Regions from separate parts of the Mus musculus genome. Here all the other regions are linked to region 1. Evidence: chromatin loops called from intact Hi-C (ENCODE). Cell type or tissue: heart. All regions are shown on one strand. Region 1 has its middle 3.8 kb from the start of Igsf5. Region 2 overlaps Dscam (DS cell adhesion molecule). Region 3 overlaps Dscam (DS cell adhesion molecule).

Region 1 (2,500 bases):
TGCCTTGAAGATTATGGACTGAACCTCTGAACCTGTAAGCCAGCCCCAATTAAATGTTGTCCTTATAAGAGTTGCCTTGGTCATGGTGTCAGCTCACAGCAGTAAAGATCTTAACTAGGACATACGTGTACTACATGCCTGCAGCACCCACAGAGACCGGAAGATGGTGGCAGATCCCTTGGACTGGAATTGTGGGTGGTTGTAAACTCTCTTGAGAATTCCAGAAACCAAATCGTGTTACTCTACAAGAGCAGCAAGTGTTCCTAACCACTGAGCTGTCTCTCCAGCCCCCAGAAATAGAAATTGTATAATGGGTTCAATGTCACACAAAGGAGAAACTGAGAATCCTCTATAAACTCACCATCCCACATAAATAAGCTTTATGAATTTTTAATGAGAAGCTTTAATTATTTTTCTTATTAAAGATGTGATTCACGCTTACTACAGGAAATAAGAAAATACAGGAAAGCAAAAGGAAGAAGTTATTTTTATGTTTTGTTTTATATTTATTGTGTGTATCTGTCTCATAGGTCAGAGACAATTTGCAGAGGTCACTTCTCGGCTTCTACCAAGTGGGTCCTGGGGCTCTAACTCAAGTCCTTGAGTTTAGCAGAAGCCTTTTACCCACTGAGACTCATCACTGGCCCCAAAAGGAGGAAATTTATGAAATAGAATATGGCTGAGACCACCACACTATGGCAAACACTATGGATAACCCAGCATATATCTGTTTTAAAATGTAAAAGTGTAGCAACTTAGTAACCAGTTTCTAACTCTTTAATATATTATAATCCAGGGGCTGGAGAGATGGCTCAGCAGTTAGCACTGGCTGCTCTTCTAGAGGACCCAGGGACCCAGGTTCAATTGCTGGCAGCTCACAAACATTTAGTCCAAAAGGTATCTGATGCCACTCTCCCCTTTACTTTTATTTTGAGATAAATTCCAAGTTTCCCAGACTCCCTTAAACTCATCCTGTAGTCCTGGCCAGGCCCTGGACTTGGATTCAGCCTGCCTCAGCCAGCTGAGTAACTGGAATTACACATCAGCACCCAGCCAGGCCCTAAGGAGTCATTCTTAATGATTAAGCATATTCTGCCCTCTGGAGGCAGCATGAGGAATACGTTCCACCTTCTGGCCTTCCCCTCCACGCCCCACCCCCGCTCCTCCACGTGCTGACCTCACAGAGTTCTAATACTCGCCACGCCCAGCTTGCTTACGGCTTTTATTAGTGTAAGCAACGAACACTGTAAGAAGTGAATCAGAGAGGAAGGTACATGGAGTGACTTCTTCAGGGTCAATTCTGGGGAAAATGCAGTTGGCGCTATAAGGTTAAACGAAAGCTCAGTGGTCGGCAGGAGTCAGGGAAAGAGCTGAATCGGTAACGTGTGTGTGTGTGTGTGTGTGTGTGTGTGTGTGTGTGTGTGTGTGTGTGTGTGTGTGTGTGTGTGTGCGCGCGCGCGTTCGTGTGTTAAAATAGGGGCTTCCTGCTCCATGTGAGGGTGTGATTTGAATGCATGTCACAATACAAGTGTTTGTCCAAACACAGAGTGTCTCACAGCCAGAATGAGCCCTACAGTAAAACCCAGGTGAGTCTTATTTCTTGCCGGTTCTTCTTGAGGCAGCAGAGAAGGAAGCGACTTTGTCTTACAGAATATTTAGGGTTGCTGTAAATAATAAAACGTTTACTTATCTAATTTACTATGCTACTGTAGCTGACCTGCCTTCTGTGTTCTTCTGAGGCCAGAAACTTCAGTCTCTGGCACTTAGCACCTCATCCTAAAACAGCAGAAGATTAAGTAAAGGATTAATTGCTAGAGCCTTTTCCCTATTGTCCAGATGCCTCTTGCTTGTCAGGCTAGGGGGAAGTTTGGAACCTTAAACTGCTATTGAACCAGAAGAAGAGGATGCCACTTGCAGAAGGAAAAACTTTTACATAAGCAAATATGTATAATCTCACATAAAATCACATACAGGTTCACCCATGTGCATTTATACATTTCTATTCAGATCAGATGGGCTCAGCTTGCATGCATTCACACAATTACACACACACACACACATCCATACTTACATATGCATATGGAGAAAAAGACCAAACACTGATGCAGAAAGAACTCATTCTGGATGAAAAATGAGCTCCAATCTTTATTACATTGCAAAAGAAAAAGCTTCTACCCTTTTATTACTAAGTGAATTTAACCCAAGTTTGTAAGAAGAAAGTTTTGTTCTTTTAATAAGACTAAGTCTGCCTTGTTATCAACAAAAGACCTTTTCTGTCCCATGGTAAGGAGGAGCCTGCCTGCTCCTTCTGCTCTCTGCAGCTTCTTCTTTTTTCCTCTTTCCCTCTGCATTCTGCACGTTGCTCTCTTAGTTTTTTATGTTACCTATAGTTTCTAAGCTATTCCACTCTGCATCCTCCTTCTAATCTTGCTCTCTCCTCCTGCTCTGGTGCCAAAATAATGCTCTAACTCTCAATCCCTTTTCTGTGAAAGCTATGCCT
Region 2 (2,500 bases), 460 kb before region 1:
TTAAATTGTAAATGGTCCCTTGTGAGCCATCTCTACAAATACTGAGGGAAAAATAGACAAAGCAGCTTTGGGGTATGCAAAATTCTTGTTTGTGGCTTTGGGGAGGAGCACACACGTCTTAAACTGCAGTCATAGAATCTCTCAGTGTTTACTATGAGCTCTCAATCTCATCATCCTCTCTTCCCAGAAGAGCACAAAGAAAGGGCTGTCACCTTGCTCATATTCGTTAGTGTCCCTTGGAAACTGTTTTCCTAGCGCAAGGCTTTTGGGGACAATGCTGACAAACAGTGCTTTCTCTCTCCTGAGCGTAAACAGTGAACTTGACAGAGGATTATCATGTGTAGGTACCACATCCTTTCCTGTTTTGTCTCCCTGCAGACGGAACTCCCAAAATCATTTCTGCCTTTAGCGAGAAAGTGGTGAGCCCGGCAGAGCCAGTGTCCCTCGTGTGCAATGTGAAGGGTACACCCTTGCCCACGGTCACCTGGACCCTGGACGATGACCCCATCCTCAAGGGCAGCGGTCACCGCATCAGCCAAATGATCACGTCCGAGGGGAACGTGGTCAGCTACCTGAATATCTCCAGCTCCCAGGTCCGGGATGGGGGTGTCTACCGCTGCACTGCCAACAACTCGGCTGGAGTCGTCCTGTACCAGGCTCGAATAAACGTAAGAGGTGCTTGTCAAATCAGCTCCTCGAACAAACACACACAAATCATTGTAGCGGGATGGGTGCTGCATGCTCTGGGCTGAGCCTTGCAATGCGCAAAGGAGGAGCTGTTCCTCCCTCTCCCTGCCCTCTCCTTCCTACTCAGGAATGGCGCTGATCGGTGGTGTTGAAAATGGCATTTTGGTCTCTGTAGTCAGCTTGTCTACTTTCTGTCCTCTTACATCTATCCACTGAAACTCTCCTTTCCTGGTTTATGCTCTGCATGCCCTTTCCTCTCTCCGTTTCTCCTTTCTCATGACATCCATGGTAAGCCTTCACATCCATGGTACCTAACTCAAGTTCATAGTGCACAGCCGCATAACCTGCATCTTCATCATCCACCAGACAGAGTCAATCAGTTACTCTTAGCCTTTTCACCAGAAGACCATAATGGTGCAGAGTAGACTAGTTACTTTTTGTTTTTTAATTAGTGACGCTGTCTTTTATCTTGTACTTCAAAGTATTTTCATAGACGTAGCTGGTAATGAGAGATTTTAACATTCATTGACTCATTTAAGAGTAGTAAGAAGAAAAATAAAACTTTTCCTTCATAGTAGAATATGCCAAATGCCAAGAAACTGAAACAAACAAACAAAAAAAGGTGTGCTTGCATAAAAATAATTTATTTTCACCAAAGGAAAGGTGTACCCATTTCTTTCCATGAGATGTACCCTTAAATTATTTTCAAGAGCTTTCTTGTGTCTCTCCAGGGCCTGCAAGCATCAGACCAATGAAAAACATCACTGCGATAGCGGGGCGTGACACGTACATCCACTGCCGCGTAATTGGCTATCCGTATTACTCCATCAAGTGGTACAAGAACGCTAACCTGCTTCCTTTCAACCACCGCCAGGTGGCGTTTGAGAACAATGGGACTCTGAAACTCTCTGATGTGCAGAAAGAAGTTGACGAGGGAGAGTACACGTGTAATGTGCTGGTACAGCCACAGCTCTCCACCAGCCAGAGTGTCCACGTGACAGTGAAAGGTAATCCTGCCGCCCCCCCCCCCCATTTTCCCCACACCGCTGCTTTCCAAGCCTGGCTTTTAAGATGGGACCGTCACAGAACCTGGGTAGAGTTGGGTAGTCATGAATACTGTGAGATGGAGAAGGTGCTAAGTGTTGTCTATAAAATCCTGGGTCCTCAGAGGACTTGAACTTGATAACATTTTCTCTGAAGGTTGGAGTGTTCAGAAGGTACATTGTTGGCTTGTCTATCTGCTTTTCTATCAGATTGTTTTAGAACGTTCATCTTTCTTCCTCTGAACACCCCATCAGTGAGCTCTTTAGATCCCAAGAGGAAAAGATTTTTGGTGGTAGACAAGGACTTCAGGTCCAAGTTCTCATCTTGAGTGGACAGAAGAGCTATGGCTAACAGCTCACCAGTCTTTCTGACTAAGTTAGCTGTTGCCTCATGTCATATGCAATCCTAGCTTCCAACTGCCAGGATAATCTCTGAGGTTTTGGCAATACAACCTCAAAGTCCTTTGTCCACAGCAAGCAATGAACTGTTGGGTCCACCAAGGACACATAGCAGATGCTTTGAACAGCCATTCTTTTTCCTCTCAAGTCAGTTTTCTCAGTGAAGAATAAAATGAAGGTTTTGCTTCAATGTAATATACTTTACATGCAATACAACATAAAGAAGGTTCTGACGTGTTTTAAAACAGCTTGCAGATGGTGTGAAGTACCCTCCAGGCTGAGCTGCCTCTCTAAGTTGTCAAGACTTCTCCCAGTGTGCTAGGAATTGTCTTCTAGCACCCCGGTAGCAAAGCTGTGTGCATTTCACATGG
Region 3 (2,500 bases), 310 kb before region 1:
TAACTATCAACTTAAACTTTCCATGGGCAGATAACAAGGCATATCAGAAAAAGAGGGAATTTTGGAGAAAGGAAAATATAAAAAGAACGATTTGGATTTACAATGTTTTCACAAAGATTTTAAGGCACTGTCAAAATGAAGGAATCGTGCCTAATCCGTCTTTGTATCTATCTCCTGTTCCTGGCATAAAACTTAAAAACATGTAGAAGGCTATGGAAGTGGTTCAGCTGTGTTTTTGTGCAAGCGGGGGGGGGGGGTGAGATTTGGTCCCCAACACACACACACACACACACACACACACACACACACACAAATAATCCCAGCTCTGGAGAGGCAGAAATAGCCATATCTTTGAAACTTAGTGGGCATCCAGTCTGGCTGAGTACATGTGCTACTGTGTAGGGTTTCTATTGATATATACTGTGAGCAAAAGCAACTTGGGGAGGGAAAATGACTTCAACCTGTGCATCAGGCCTTATTTGTGCTGCCACTATCTCTGAGTTCATATGTGCATCGGACTTGTTGTGTCTGGAACACTGTTTTCTTAGAGTTGTCTACCCCTCTGGCTCTTACAGTCGTTCTTCTTCCTGTCCCACAAAGATCTCTGAGCCCTGAAGGAAGGAATTTGATAAAGACAGTCCACTTAGGGCAGAGGGCTCCAAAGTGGAGCACTCTCTGCACACTGTCCAGTTGTGAATCTCTGTGTTGATTATTATTTAGCTGGGTAATGTTCGACTTGCTTCTCTTGCAGAAGTCTCAGGTTCGAATCTTAGCATCCACATAGCAGCCCAAATACCCTGTGACTCAAGTTCCAGAGGATCTGCTGTCCTCTTCTGGCCTCCAAGGGCACCAAGTAGACAGGTGGTGCACAGGCATGCATGCATGCAAAACGCATCATCAGGATGTTTAACCTGAGGGAGGTTGAACATTGCAGTGACCTGTGGGTATAAAATATGTCATCAGGAGTGGTTTCATTGCTGTGTTGATTTTGCAGAAAAGTAGTTGGTTTTTCCAGGACCATGACATATCTAATCGCATGTTATCGGCCTCATTAACAGTATCAGGTGTGGGTTCCATCTCAATGAGTGGTTTGTTAATTCGGTGATATTTGTTCCACTATTACCTCAGTGGGCATACCTCGCAGGCAGATTGCTATTGTAGCTCACAGAGTATATAACCGGGTGAGAGTTATGATTCTTTTCTCCTCCAGGAGCATTCTTAGCAGCTTCCAGCACTGTGGATGCCGGAGTGTTCATTTTCTTTTTGAGACAGGAACATTTCTGCTATGTGTATTAATGGACAGCAGAGGGCAGCACAAGTTCTGGTCATTTTTCTTGTGCCTCAGTCTGGTGTTTTCATGCCCCCACCCCTTGAAATGATTTCATAGTTGAATGTAGAACATGGGAAGATAAATCAGGACATGGTGTGCCCTCTAATTTGATCTTCTTTTATGAGTCCCTTGGCGTAGCTCCTCGGCAATGTGTCCCCTGCCCCCCAAGTTCCCTAGCACAACTGTTCTTACTAAGACCTCCTTAAAAAGAGGTGTTTGTTCTCCAGTACACATAACACCTATTTAACAATAGGCAGCTATATCACTTTATCACTTTATTCTCCCAGTTCAGATCTGCGAAAGACAACATCACTAAAGACCTTGGATGTAGCCAGACATGTCGCATTAGCTGTAAATTAACCAGATTTGTTCTTCGGCTGTTTAAAAGCAGATCTAATAAAACATTCATCCACCTCAAAAAGTCCAGGAAATGCACTGAGACACCAGCTTTCCAACCAGAGAGAATGACAACACAGCCCCCAAGTTCATGTAATCAGAACCTCAGGATACCAGCTAGACGACAACAACAACAAACAAACAAACAACAATAACAATAACTCAACACTATTATGAACAATAAAAACCCAGAGAATTGTGATAACTTTTAAAAGTCTTATATTAGGGGCTAGAGTAGTGGCTCCCTGGTTAAGAGCACTTGCTTCTCCTGCAGAGGTCTCAGGTTCGACTCTTAGCACCCGAGTAACAGCCCACAAACACCTGTGACTCAAATTTCAGAGGATCTGATGTCTTCTTCTGGCCTCCAAGGGCACCAAGTAGGCAGGAGGTACTATTTCCTGAAGCTAAGTCCACATTTTTATATATAACCCTGACAACTATTTAAAGAATTATTGTATTAATTATTATATTAATTCCCTGAGAATTGTGCATAATGTATTTTGATCATATTTGCTCCCCAACCTAACTCCTTCCAGATCTATTCACTTCCTCCCTGCCCACTCAACTTCCTGACCTCTTTTTAAAAAATCCATTGAGTCCAATTTGTGCTCAGATACTCCTGGGTGTGGGCCCAGCCCCTAGAGTGTGATCTACCTACCAGGGACCACGCCTTTAACAAAAAATGTCTCTCCTTTTCCCAGCAGCTATTACCTATTGTCACTAGCTCCTCAGATGCAGATGGGACTTTGTGCTAGGATGTTGTCTGGTTTAAGT

The links. Peaks named below come from ENCODE experiments on the same cell type or tissue, not always from the same donor. Only the 100,000 strongest peaks of a DNase experiment are listed, where the experiment ranks them.
Region 2: it touches region 1 in a loop (4-fold over the local background); 3 of 42 quality-filtered maps call a loop at or near these places.
Region 3: a loop joins it to region 1, with 10 times the contacts of the local background. A loop is called at or near these places in 36 of 42 quality-filtered maps.

What each region holds. Positions count from the first base shown.
Region 1 is chr16:96,356,744-96,359,243 of GRCm38, reverse strand. No RefSeq gene overlaps it. Among named protein-coding and RNA genes, the nearest start is that of Igsf5, 3.8 kb to the left of the region's middle. In heart, a CTCF peak has its summit at 1,093 (motif pointing left); a DNase peak (open chromatin) is centred at 1,143; H3K4me3 peaks cover 613 bases; H3K27ac peaks cover 408 bases.
Region 2 is chr16:96,818,918-96,821,417 of GRCm38, reverse strand. It overlaps Dscam (DS cell adhesion molecule), which reads left to right. Exons shown (of 33, transcript NM_031174.4): 7 at 379-675; 8 at 1,419-1,694. Among named protein-coding and RNA genes, the nearest start is that of Gm32432, 62 kb to the left of the region's middle. In heart, a CTCF peak has its summit at 1,550 (motif pointing right); no DNase peak of the experiment used is centred here; H3K27me3 peaks cover 668 bases.
Region 3 is chr16:96,670,604-96,673,103 of GRCm38, reverse strand. All of the region lies in intron 20 of Dscam (DS cell adhesion molecule), which reads left to right. Among named protein-coding and RNA genes, the nearest start is that of Gm32509, 47 kb to the left of the region's middle. In heart, CTCF peaks have their summits at 1,099 and 1,302 (motif pointing right); no DNase peak of the experiment used is centred here.